Regions from separate parts of the Homo sapiens genome. Here region 2 is linked to region 1. The links are chromatin contacts, found by Hi-C in ENCODE. All regions are on one chromosome and are shown on one strand. The core of a region is the stretch at or near the end of the contact, and the rest is flanking DNA. Distances in the headings are between cores, read along the strand shown.

Region 1 (6,844 bases), core at 2,108-4,607:
ATATATACAAAGGTGAAAAAAAATCAGACTGGCTTCCCAGGTATTCCTAGTAACATACAATGGCAGAAACTAGAGACACATTCACAAATTCTAATGAAAAGAAACGGTGGCCAGGCACGGTGGCTCACGCCTGTAATCACAGCACTTTGGGAGGCTGAGGAGGGTGGATCACCTAAGGTCAGGAGCTCGGGAACAGCCTGGTCAACGTGGTGAAACCCCGTTTCTACTAAAAATACAAAAATTAGCCGGGTGTGGTGGTGCGCCTGTAATCCCAGCTACTCAAGAGGCTGAGGTGGGAGAATTACTTGAACCTGGGAGGCGGAGGCTGCAGTGAGCCAAGATCGCACCACTGCACTCCAGCCTGGGCAACAAAGCAAGACCCCGTCTCAAAAAAATAATAATAATAATAAATAAGAAAAGAAACTGTGACTCCGGAGCACAGATTCAGTCATGGCATCTTTCTAGTATAAAGACCATAACAGATAGTTTTAAACATAAAAGAACTAGGAATATCACTGAAGTGCCCTTCTTGAAAAAATATGTGACAATGAAATCTAAACAAATAAAAGGTGAATCAAAGTAAAGATCAGAGAAGCTATGGTACAAAGACTGGTGGGGAACAACACTTCCACTTAAACCAAGAAGTTATACTAAAACAATGAAAACTATGATTACAGAAAGTAAACACTGTAAATCTGGATAACTTGAAAATAATATAACTAACAGCCAGTGAAGACGGGCAAAGAGAAGATGGAAGAGTATTAATGTTCACACTTTATACTACCTAAAATTGAGGGGAAAATATTTTTATTTTTAAAATTATTTATTTTATTTTATTTTATTTTATTTTTTTGAGACACAGTCTCACTTTGTCACCCAGGCTGGAGTGCAGTGGCACTATCTCGGCTCACTGCAACCTCCGCCTCCCAGGTTCAAGCAATTCTCCTGCCTCAGCCTCCTGAGTGGCTGGGATTACAGGCATGCACCACCACACCTGGCTAATTTTTGTATTTTTAGTAGAAATGGGGTTTCGCCATGTTGGCCAGGCTGGTCTTGAACTCCTGACTTCAGGTGATCCGCCCGCCTCGACTTCCCAAAGTGCTGAGATTATAGGGGTGAGCCACCACGCCCAGCTGGAAAATACTTTTAAATGTTCTTCACAACCTCTTTTATAACTTTAGAGGGATAATTTAGGAAATATTTCTTGGGGAGGAGAAACATTTTTTTTTGAAGTCCAACAATTCCTCCAGTTATGTTTCATTTTATTTTTCTTCTACTGAATTCAACAGTTTTTATTGAGAAACAGTACTTAGGCCATGATGACATTTTTATACAATATCACTATTTGAGTGCATGCATAGAAAGAGGCAAGTCCCTTCGGTGTTAACTGTGGCAGTGTCTAGGTGGTGGTATTTTAGGTGATTCACATTTACTTTTCATTTTTACTTTCCTAAATAGTTTGAATTTTTTTTTTTTTTTTTTTTTTTTGAGACGGAGTCTCGCTCTGTTGCCCAGGCTGGAGTGCAGTGGCATGATCTTGGCTCACTGCAACCTCCGCCTCCTGGTTTCAAGCGATTCTCCTGCCGCAGCCTCCCGAGTAGCTGGGACTACAGGCACACACCGCCACGCCCAGCTGATTTTTTGTATTTTAGTAGAGACAGGGTTTCACCATTGTTGCCCAGGCTGGTCTCGAACTCCTGAGCTCAGGCAATCCACCCGCCTCAGCCTCCCAAAGTTCTAGGATTACAGGCGTGAGCCACCGTGCCTGGCCAGTTTGAATTATTTTTTAAAACATTTAAGCGGTTTAAAAAAAAAAATGCTAGACACTAAAATGCAAATTACCTAATATATACCTAACCGTTCTTTGTTTTTCTAAAATAAATTTTCAATTTCTAAAAATATCAAGTTGCCCCCTAGCTATCTAATTGCTATCAAATATTTGATGCAGTGCTTACAAAAAAAATGATGCAAAATTATTTCATGCACCTTTGCCTGTACTCTCTCTCAATGGAAGAGAGCTAGAGAATCTTAGGAAGGAAGAAAGGAAAAAAATTGGCTGGGCACGTTGGCTCATGCCTATAATCCCAGCACTTTGGGAGGCCAAGGCAGGTGGATCACCTGAGGTCAGGAGTTCGAGACCAGCCTGACCAGTATGGTGAAACCCCGTATCTACTAACAATACAAAAATTAGCCAGGCATGGTGGTGTGTGCCTGTAGTCCCAGCTACTCAGGAGGCTGAGGCAGGAGAATCACTTGAACCCGGGAGGCAGAGGTTGCGGTGAGCCGAGATCATGCCACTGCACTCCAGCCTGGGTGACAAGAGTGAGACTCCGTCTCAACAAAAAAAAAGGAAAAAAAGTAAGCCTTTTACTTTCTCCCACTTGAAACATACATGACTGCAGTCCATTTTACCTCCAGAGTAAATAAGTAAAAATGACCCAGACATTATCTTAATGAGGCAGAATTCATATAAGTGTGGGCCATGGTAGCAGGTTTGAATACTGACTCTCATTTCTAGGTCTGAATAGAAACCTCGGTTTAAATACTGACCCTTTGAAATCTAGGCTTGAATATTGACTCTCATTTCCTGGCTGTGTGACCTTGGCAAGTTCTTCTTTCTGATTCCCAGGGCATATGGCCACAGAACATGGTACATGATGGCAAGAATTAAACAGACAACATGTGTAAATAAATTGGTACGTATTAGGTCTTTGGTAAATGGTAGCTATTATTATTTTCAAAATAATTATTTCATTAAATTGAAAGAAGGGACTTGGAAAGACAATCAAATTAGAAAACATTCTGGAAACCTCTCCAAAGGCAACTTTTCCCACTTCCACGGCATCTATTACCTTTTTCGTGTCTACGGCAGGAGTGTGAGGGCCCTTTCCAGGGGAGCTGAGAATGGACAGTTTCAACAATGAAAAGTGGTAGTAGAGTCTCTTTCCTTCTCGGTACTATGTAGACCAACACAAAGCCTGGCTCTTTCTGGACTCAAGTAGAAAGGAGGTCTCTGCTCATGATTTCATGGTATCAGCTTTGTAGCATGCATCTGGATTAATTTTTATGAGCCCTTAGAGTATATCATTTACCAAGTTGTACGTGCAAGCAGGTTGCCTGACTTCCCAGAAACTAGGTTCACGAGATAGTGCTGAGCCTTTCCGGGTGAATGAATGACCAGAATGCAAGACCCTCCTAGCCCTTCACTGAACCGTGGCTCTCGAGGGTGTAGTTCTGCATGTATCACTGGGCTGCAGAAATGCTTTCCAGTCCAGCTCACAGCGCTATGCACACAGCTCCTCCTTCTCCATCTGAGGAGGGCATTTATAGGGCACACACAGCTGTCCAAAGAGGAACAACTCCTTCAGCAGCGCACTTTAGGCTTGGCTTTTGTGAGAGAAGAATAAACATGAGCTTTGTGGAAGTTAAAGATAAGAAAATACTGCGTCCTGGCTACAGGTCCAAGTCCAATCTCTTACACTCACAGAGCCCATCCTTTGAGTCATCAGCACAGAGCTTACCAGTCCTTACCAGTAAGGGCATTCTCTCAAGAATCTCAGGCTCTAATTCTAATCCTGAGTTAGGCTAGACAGCACACTTGCCACCCCCCACTTTGGTGTCAGGAGCTGATGTGCCAAATGTATATCAGGTCCTTAATTGCTGGGATGATTTTTTCACATTCACTTTTGGATCTTTTTTATCTTTTTCTTTTTTTTTTGAGACAGAGTCTCGCTCTGTCTCTCAGGCTGGAGTGCAGTGGCATAATCTTGGCTCACTGCAACCTCTGCCTCCCAGGTTCAAGCAGTTCTCTGCCTCAGCCTCCCGAGTAGCTGGGATCACAGGCACCCACCACCACGCCTGGCTAATTTTTTGTATTTTTAGTAGAGACGGGGGTTTCACCATCTTGGCCAGGCTGGTCTTGAACTCCTGATCTCAAGTGATCCACCCTCCTTGGCCTCCCAAAGTGCTGGGATTACAGGCGTGAGCCACCGCACCCAGCCTGGATCTTTATCTTCTATTATTTTGAGAGGATGGAAAAGCAACGTACAAATGCACTTTATAGCACTCTATCAGGCACTCTGAAAAAAAATGTGAACTCTCAGGCCAGGCGCAGTGGCTCACGTCTGTAATCCCAGCACTTTGGGAGGCCTAGAGGGGCAGTTCACTTGAGCCCAGGAGTTTGAGACCAGCCTGGGCAGCATAGCAAGACCCCATCTCTATAAAAAAGAAAAAAGTTTTCTAAATAAAAATTATAAAGTAACTTAAGAGTATAGTTTGATTGTTTGTAAGCCAGGTGTGGTGGTTCACACTTGTAATCCCAGCACTTTGGGAGGCCGAGGCAGCTGGAGCACCTGAAGTCAGGAGTTCAAGACCAGCCAGGCCAATATGGTGAAACCCCATCTCTACTAAAAATACAAAAATTAGCCGAGTGTGGTGGCGCACACCTGTAATTCCAGCTACTTGGGAGGCTGAGGCAGGAGAATCACTTGAATCTAGGAGGCAGAGACTGCAGTGAGCCAAGATCTTGCCACTGCACTCCAGCCTAGGTGACAAAGTGAGACTCATTCTCAAAAAATAAATAAATAGGCAGGGCATGGTGGCTCACACCTGTAATCCCAGCACTTTGGGAGGCCGAGGCGAGCGGATCACCTGAGGTCAGGAGTTCGAGACCAGCCTGACCAACATGGAGAAACCCCATCTCTACTAAAAATACAAAATTAGCCAGACGTGGTAGCTCATGCCTGTAATCCCAGCTACTCGGGAGGTGAGGCAGGACAATCACTTGAACCCAGGAGGCAGAGGTTGCAGTGAGCCAAGATCACACCATTGCACTCTGGCCTGGGCAACAAGAGCGAAACTCCATCTCAAAAAATAAATAAATAATAAATAAAAATTTAAAAATAAAAAATAATAATTGGATTGTTTGTAAAACAAAGAAAGGATAAATGCTTGATGTGATGATACCCCATTTAACTGATATGATTATTATGAATTGTATACCTGTATCAAAATATCTCATGTATCTCATAAATATATACACCTACTATGCACCCACAAAAATTTTAAAACACAAAATAAAATGAACCAAGGACTTTAGCAGATGCATCACTAAAGAAGATTTAGGCTCTATCACCTGCCACCACTGCCCGGGCCCAAGTGGTTCACTGAGCTGTGAAGACAGATTCCAGACGCTGGGAACTCACGCCTCCAATCCCAGACGCTGTGTCCAGCAGAGGCTCCATGGTTCTGGCCTACAGTGGCAGCCTGGACACCTCCTGCATCTTTGTGTGGCTGAAGGAACAAGGCAATGACATCATTGCCTACCTGGGCAACATCGGCCAGAAGGAAGACTTCAAGGAAGCCAGGCACTGAAGCCCGGGGCCAAAAAGGTGTTCACTGAGGATGTCAGCAGAGAGTTTGTGGAGGAGTTCATCTGGCTGGCCATCCAGTCCAGTACACTGTATGAGGACCACCTCCTGGGCAGCTCTCTCCCCAGGCCCTGCATCGCCCACAAACAAGTAGAAATCACCCAGCAGGAGGGGGCCAAGTGTGTGTCCCATGGCACCACGGGAAAGGGCAATGATCAGGCCCGGTTCAGCTCACCTGCTACTCGCTGGCCCCCCCAGATAAAGGTCATTGCTCCCTGGTGCATGTTCGAGTTCTACAATCGGATCAAGTGCCTCAACGATCTGATGGAATATGCAAAGCCACACGGGATTCCCATCCCAGTCACTCCCAAGAACCCGTGGAGCATGGATGAGAACCTCATGCACATCAGCTATGAGGCTGGAATCCTGGAGAGCCCCAAGAACCAAGCGCCTCCAGGTTGCTGCACGAAGACCCAGGACCCAGCCAAAGCCCCAACACCCCTGACATTCTCAAGATCGAGTTCACAAAAGGGGTCCCAGTGAAGGTGACCAACATCAAGGATGGCACCATCCACCAGACCTCCTTGGAGCTCTTCGTGTACCTGAACGAAGTCGCGGGCAAGCACCGTGTTGGCTCTATTGACATCATGGATAACCGCTTCATTGGAATGAGGTCCCGAGGTATCTACGAGACCCCAGCAGACACCATCCTTTACCACGCTCATTTAGACATTGAGGCCTTCACCATGGACCAGTAAGTGTGCAAAATCAAACAAGGCCTGGACTTGAAATTGGCTGAGCTGGTGTACACCGGTTTCTGGCACAGCCCTGAATGTGAACGTGTCCGCCACTGCATCACCAAGTCCCAGGAATGAGTGGAAGGGAAAGTGCAGGTGTCTGTCCTCAAGGGCCAGGTGTACATCCTCCGCTAGGACTCCCCACTGTCTCTCTACAATGAGGAGCTGGTGAACATGAATGTGCAGGACCATTAGGAGCCAATCGATGCCACCGGGTTCATCAACATCAATTCCCTCAGGCTGAAGGAATATCACCGTGTCCAGAACAAGGTCACTGCCAAATAGACCCCTGTACAATGAGGAGCTGGGGCCTCCTCACTTTGCAGAGCCCCCAAGTACGGGCACTAATTGTTGTAATAATTTCTAATTGCTACTTGTTCTCCCTGGCTGGTAGCGTAGTAAGGCTGCCAGGCTCCAGCCTTGTTCCCTGGTCCCCCATGAAGCCTGCAAAAGTGGTCAGCGAAGGGAAGGGTTGGGGGCAGCTGCAGTGGGGAGCTATAAAATGACAATTTTAAAAATATACATTTAAAAAGGAAGAAGATTTACAGGAAAATAAGCATATGAAAGATGCTCCACATCATATGTCATCAGGGAAATACAAATTAAAACAACAATGAGATACGCACTTATTACAATGAACAAAACCTGGAAGGCTGAAAACACCAAATACTGCCAAGG
Region 2 (6,844 bases), core at 2,813-5,312, 2.7 Mb before region 1:
ACACAAAGGGCAAATCTAATATCCTTCATTTTAGAATCTTACGACCGATTGTTAAAGTCTGGTGGTATAAAGCCAGAAAATACAGAGAGTCACGTGTCATAGAGCGGCACAGAGGCAGGTAAGATAGCTGAGGAAAGAATCCATTGCCCTGGTTCCTAGTCTGGCCCTGCCGCTTACTAAGCAGAAGACTTTGGAGTAAGCAGTTTAAGTTCTCTGAGTTTACATTTTTTCATCTGTACAATGCAATAATAGCATCTGCTCAGATGCCTGCTGTGAGGCTCAAATGAGGATGCTCCCTTGTAGAGCCATGTGTCCAGCTTGGCCTCCTTTGGTCAGTCCCAAGTCTAGAATCCAGGGCCACCACTCCTTTGTTTTGGGACTTTTTCCTCTGTAACTCGTGCCTCCTGAATGGTGAGTTGGAGATGGTTGTGGTATCATGACATTTTCACTTTGGTTATTTCCACTGGTTTACTATTAGACATTCGGCATGCCTTCTGTGGAACAGTGTCAGATACTCTAGTCTAGCACATTTTCAGCGGTGCCAGCTCTTCTGCCATGCCATGTGGTTAGCATTGTGAATATAACACAGAATGTGTGTGTATCACTCTTACACAGTGGTTAAGAGCAAGGTCTTTACAGTCACAAATCTGAGTGAAAACAGGCTATGGCCATGTCATAACTGTTTGGGAAAATTAACCAGCTCTGTGAGCCACAGGCTGCTCTGCTATAAAATGAGGAAAATATCTACTTCATAAAGTTTTTGGGAGAAAGAAATAAGTTCTTGTATATAAATGCCTAGCAAAGTACGTAGCGTGCGGTAAGTGCTTTATAAATGGCAGGTACTGAGGTGAAAGCATGGTGGTAGTTGGTAGATAGTTAGACTAAATAGCTGTAAGATCCCCTTGTTATCTCATTGTGGTTTGGGTATGCATTTCTCTAGTGATTAGTGATGTTGAGCATTTTTTCATATGCTTGTTGACTGTGTGTATGTCTTCTTTTAAAAAGTGTCTATTCATGTCCTTTTCCCACTTTTTAATGGAGTAGTTTGGTTTTTGCTTGTGAATTTGTTTAAGTGCCTTAAAGATTCTGGGTATTAGACCTTCGTGAGATGCATAGTTTGCAAGCATCTTCTTGCATTCTATGGCTTGTCTGCTTAATCTGTTGACAGTTTCTTTTGCTGTGCAGAAGCTCTTTAGTTTAATTAGGTCCCATTTGTCAACTTTTGTTTTTGTTGCAATCGCTTTTGGCATCTTCGTCATGAATTCTTTGCCCAATCCTATGTCCAGAATAGTATTTCCTAGGTTATCTTCCCGGGTTTTTACAAGATCATGTCCTTTGCAGCAACGTGGATGGAACTGGAGGTTATTTTCCTAAGCAAACTAACCAGGAAACAGAAAAGGAAATACCACGTGTTCTCATTTACAAGTGGGAGCTAAACATCAATTACATATGGACATTAAGATGGGAACAACAGACGCCAGGGCCTGCTTGAAGGTGGAGGGTGGGAGAAGGGTGAGGACCAAAAAACTGCCTATCAGGTAATATGTTTATTACCTGATTATTAAGTTTATTCACAGGAATAATGAAATAATGAATTAATGGATAATGAAATAATCTGCACAGCATATCCCCGTGACATGCAATTTACCCATATAACAAACCTGTACATGTACCCCTGAACCTAAATTAAGAGTTAAAAAAAAAAGATGTCCTTGGAATTTGGGGACATTGAATTATAATTATTTTAAACAATAAAGTCTAGTCTGGGGTCATGGATGCAAATGCCTTTTCCAATCATCCAGGTCCAGAAATGAGGTTAGTAGACTGTGCATAAGAAACATAGGGAGTGAGGGAGTCAGTGGCTACTTGGTGGGAGCTGGCCCCAGTAGAGGTGGCAGCACGTATCAGCTTCAGCGGATTGCCACCTTGTTGGAAATGGGCTCAGTGTCACCACACATAGGAATTTTTCAAAAAAGGCATTAATCTCTGCTTTTTTACATGTTTATAATCTTTTTTAAAATTTTAAACAGTATATAATCAGACAAAATAGTCTGTGTATACAACCCATGGGGTCCAGTTTATGACTTGCTATATTCATGAGTCTCTAAGATCCAGGAAGAGTCCTATGTGCTCTCCTCTGTTTCTCTCCCATTTTACACTTTCCCCATTGAAAATTAACCTAACCTAGTTGTTGATCTGATTAAATTAATGGACATTAAGTTATCATTGACGCTGGCCTTATGTTCCTTGGGAAATTGAAGTACTTCCAAAGAAAACTGGCCAATTTAAAATGTAAAAAATCCCCATTTGATAAAATGAGTAGGGCAGTTATTTATGAGCAGGAGGCATTGCTGATGTTTCTACCTATGCAGGACTGTGTTTACTGTCTTCTGCTCTTGCCAGCCTAGCCATCTCTGTGAGTAAACAAGGTTCTAGCATTGTTGAGTAACAAGCACACACCTAGCTCTCCTCTACCAGTCCATCTTCCCCAGTTTTCCAAGCAGTAATGCAACTAACTCACAGGGCTCAGTTAAAAACTGTAATCACCAAGAGAGACATCATGAGTCACCATCTCAAGTTCAACAAATATCTGAAATGCTATCAGGTATCTTTACTTTAAGATATTAATATTCAGCCTATGTTCATTACATGCAGCATAAAAGAAAAATACTAGACTTTCAAGCTGGAAAAATGTATTGCTGTTAAGTCATTTTCAAATAGCCCATGTTTTCTTTCTTTTTAATCTAATAGGGAGAAGTGCTGGCACAATGTTTAGTCAGTGAGAAAACAAATGCATAATTGAAATGACATGAGCTGACAGGTTGAGTGTAAAAATGATGTTATATATGAAAGTAACAGTCAGAGACAGTAGTACTTAAAATTAGACTCAGCCATTTGGTAGAGAAATTGAAAAGAAACCTATTCAGCCTTTTATTGTGGAAGGAGTGTTGCCGTACTTATTTATTTTTGCTGTTGATTTTTAAGTAGGTTCATCTGATCAAAATAAGAACTGTAAATATTAGATCTGGAAGGAATTTCAGAAGATAATCTAATCCAGTGGATTAAAAAATTAAAAATTCCATCCCATGGAACCCATTTCTAGTCACCTTAATAGGGGAAGGAGTGTGTATGATTATGGTGATAGCACTTAAGGAACAACTTAGGTGTATAGATAAACTTTGATGAAAAGATATTGTTCTAAGAAGCTTAATCATATTACTTGTTATAATCAAAATAAGTTAAGCAAGTCTTGGAGTAAAAAGGTAACTTGACTGGGTTCACCAGGTTACTTCACATCACAGGCAATATTTGAACTTGGGATCTGCAGCCTCTAGTCTTGAGTTCATTCAGCCACTCCTGTAACTGCCTTTCTAAATTATGATACTTCCTCTCCTTTCTTCCAAATGTCCCATGTTGGTAAGATAAGCATAGTAATCAAACCAGAATAGTCATTTGAGAAAAGTGTGTATTTCAAGTGCACAGCTAAAAGTCTATTTGTCTGATAGATTTTTATAAAAAGATGTTTATATTAGATACCTCCTAACTCTTCATAAAATGGTTCTCACAAACTTTGTGACATCTTCCCAGTATCCATCAGGGTATAGATATTAAAGATTTTTAAAGTAAACTTTGAAATCTCCTAAACTACTCTGGGATTAACAAAGTGTTTCCTCCCTGTTGACACAGATGGTTTTTCTACAGCTCATCTCTCAGGGCCTCTCCACCTGGTTCAGTTTATCATCTCCCCCTCAACTGGCCATGGTGATTGTGAACCGTATCGACAGTTCAGCTTTCAGGCCCATCCGTTTTGAAGTCAGCTGCCAGTGCTTTTGTCTAATGAACCATGCAGGTGAACTCGGTGATTACTGATTGAATCAGCGTCTATTGTCAGAAGGGCTTTGAAAACCAGTTGTGAGTGGAAATATTTGTCCCTCAATGATTTATGTTATAAATTCAATTTTATCACTTATAATAAAAATGACAAAGGATCAGGAAGACCATACAAAATATTTTTCTTATTTTCATATTTAAACAACAGGGAGAGTTTACAGAGTAAAGTTCCCTTTTTCTCTTCGACTTTGGACTGAGATGCCCACGCTCTGCCATTGCCCCGACCTTGTCATTCTGTGGTTGCGCTTTTACTTCTCTCCATCCAGACTTTACAGTGCATGTCTTTTCTTCTCTGCTCAGCACCACTCTCTGATCCCTGCCTCTGGAACGTGTCTCTTATTCTGACACTGCATATATAAGGTTTGACAGAAATGCAGTTCTTGCAAACCTGTTTTTTTTTTTATGCTCCATTGCTTTCTTCCTTTTCTCCAAAACAACTCTAGAATTCTGTCATTTCCATTTTTGGTTTAATTTTTCACATGGTTTACCCCCAGTTGAAATGGGTACCACTTCCTTCCTGTCTTGTGATCTAGGAAACACACACACACACACACACACACACACATACACATACACAAGTGATCATTCAATACAATTGTTATTTATTCCTCATCGTATTTTTTGGCCAAATGATCTCATTCTTGAAATATATGAATAAGTAACTTATTAAAGAAATGGAAATGGTGAGAGAATGTACCATCCAGGCTTTGTGCTGGATGTTCTGAATAGAAAAAACATTCATTCATCACTTTGTTTTCTAACAAAATTATCTCATTTGTATAATTTGTGAATAATTAACTAATTTTGTTGTAGAAAAACACTAAGCATAGAAGTTGTTTTCTTCCAGTCAAGGGTTGTTCAGTTATCACTTCCCTGCATTCTCAGCTTCTCTCTTTAAACTTTAAATGTGTCCCCAAAATTGACACATGAAATTTTATGAACTATTGGAGTAGTCCCTGAAAAAAATGAGCTATGTTGCATAAGTTGATGGATTTCATTAATCAAATCATTTACTACAAGATAAAACATATTGAGCTCATAAACAGGTTAGATATTGTTAAATTTTTAAGCTAAAAATGTAAAACCTTGTAAACTTTGCATTTTTTAAAAAAGGAAGCAACTTGTTTTTGTCTAGATGAATGAGCCATTTTAATTTTGCATCCAGACTCCAAGGAACTTGAGTTAAAATCATACCCTTGGATCAGGACTTTTATGAACAACAGTAGCAATACCCCATGGACCCCAACACTGCTTAGCTTACTGGTGAGCACCCAATACATAGTGAGAACTAATGTTTCCCACTGTCTCCCAAATAAAATGCAAACTCCTCCACTGGGCTTGCAGGCTGTCCATTGTCATCCAGCCCCTAACTACCTCATTGTGCTTATCTAATGCCCCCTCAACTTCATGCCCCATTCATACTGAACACCTTGAAGCATCGAGTGTTTGATGTTCTTCCTCCCTTCACACTTTGCTCTTGCTCTTCCTTCTGCCTATGTGTAAGAATATAACATATATCACAAATATTTTGGCATATCTGCTAGAAGTAGAGGATATAGATTGCAAGGAAGGAGACCTCCTCATAGTTCTGACCAAGGCTGGCCCCTTGGAGAATCCAAATGGTAAGAGAACAAAGAGGGAAAGAGCAAGTCCCCCTAGGTTCTGTAGATGGACAGACTTCTTCAGCTTTACAAATATAAGGGAGAAATGAGAAAAAAAATAAGCAAAACATAAAGCCTGCTCTTGAAAAGAAGAGGCAGAAAATGGAGAAACAGAAAAATCTGAGACTCTATTACTTGGAGAAATTTATTATGTAAACAATTTTGCTATATATATTCTAGGCATAGTTTTGGAGGAAAACACATAGTTACACTGAGTACAGTAATACCTGCTATAGTTCTAAAAAATAATTTGTCCTTATTCTGCTCTGCTGCCACAGTGGTTCTTCCCATGTGGTGAGTGAGAAGGAACAGTGGAGAAACAGCAGAGCCAGGTCAGGGAATGCTGGTGACATTTAGCCTCAGTGTTCGGGGTGAGAGAACTAAATAGGGAATCATATTTTTTTGATACTGATCCTGAGAGAAGCTATATGAAAAAATATAATTTTTCATTTTCTTTATTATGAAATAACTTCAGGAGGAAGATAGAATGCTGCTTTTGAAAAAAATACATTATTTCCCATCTCAAAAAAAAGAAAAAATACATTATTTTGATGGAAATGATTTAATCTATTTTACTTATTTTACACAAACTTATTTACAGCCTAATTTTTTGGTAGGTGTTTGCTAGGTGCTGGAACACAGAGATAACATAACCATAGTCACGGCCTTTAAGAAGCCGGTATGGTTGGACTTACAGTCAACAGACAGTTACAGTGCCCGTGCTGCAGTAGTTGGAACCAAGGGCTCCCAGGAGCATTTGGGAGCCTCAGAACTCTAAGAACTAAGATGTGCGTTATTTCCTCCTTCCCTAATCATAGTCCAGAAAAAGTTACAAGGTTTTCCAGTGCTCCACGTGTTCCCAGGAGGAGACGTGGGCTTTGGGAACAATTACCAAAGATGTTTTTTAGAACCTGTCTACTCAAAGAGTGGTTGGTTCATGGACCACAGCATCAGCATCACCTGGCGCTTGCTAGAAATTTATACTCTGAGCTTCAGACTCTGGAGGTGGGGCCCAGGAATCTGGTTTTTTTTATTTTTTTTTTTTCGGTTTTGTTTTTGTTTGTTTTGTTTTGTTTTTTGAGATGGAGTCTCGCTCTGTCGTCCAGGCTGGAATGCAGCAGCGCGATCTCGGCTCACTGTAAGCTCCGCCTCTAGGGTTCACGCCATTCTCCTGCCTCAGCCTCAGGAATCTGTTTTAACAAGCCCTGCAGAAGAATCCTGTACACACTGTGGCTCCTAGGAAGCATTGGTTTATGTTATTCCAATTTTTGGTGTCAGGAAAGGATCATTTA

Evidence for each region. A loop is a pair of places that touch in the nucleus more often than their neighbours do. Pooled maps may share reads with other maps.
Region 2: a map with no recorded cell type shows a loop between it and region 1 (14-fold over the local background). The contact joins two enhancer-like sites. A Hi-C loop is called at or near these places in 2 of 37 single-sample maps with no recorded cell type and 1 of 50 pooled maps.

What each region holds. Positions count from the first base shown.
Region 1 is chr3:177,296,769-177,303,612 of GRCh38, reverse strand. The region is part of intron 1 of LINC00501 (long intergenic non-protein coding RNA 501); the gene reads right to left. It also overlaps the pseudogene ASS1P7. Among named protein-coding and RNA genes, the nearest start is that of LINC00501, 5.7 kb to the right of the region's middle. RefSeq lists an enhancer at 3,340-3,429. Within about 2 kb of position 3,357, at least 10 of the 41 ENCODE cell types and tissues checked have a DNase peak (open chromatin) inside an H3K27ac peak, as active enhancers do.
Region 2 is chr3:179,958,814-179,965,657 of GRCh38, reverse strand. All of the region lies in intron 2 of PEX5L (peroxisomal biogenesis factor 5 like), which reads left to right. All of the region lies in intron 1 of LOC124909463 (a long non-coding RNA gene), which reads right to left. Among named protein-coding and RNA genes, the nearest start is that of PEX5L-AS2, 64 kb to the right of the region's middle. RefSeq lists a silencer at 3,695-3,744. Within about 2 kb of position 4,062, at least 2 of the 41 ENCODE cell types and tissues checked have a DNase peak (open chromatin) inside an H3K27ac peak, as active enhancers do.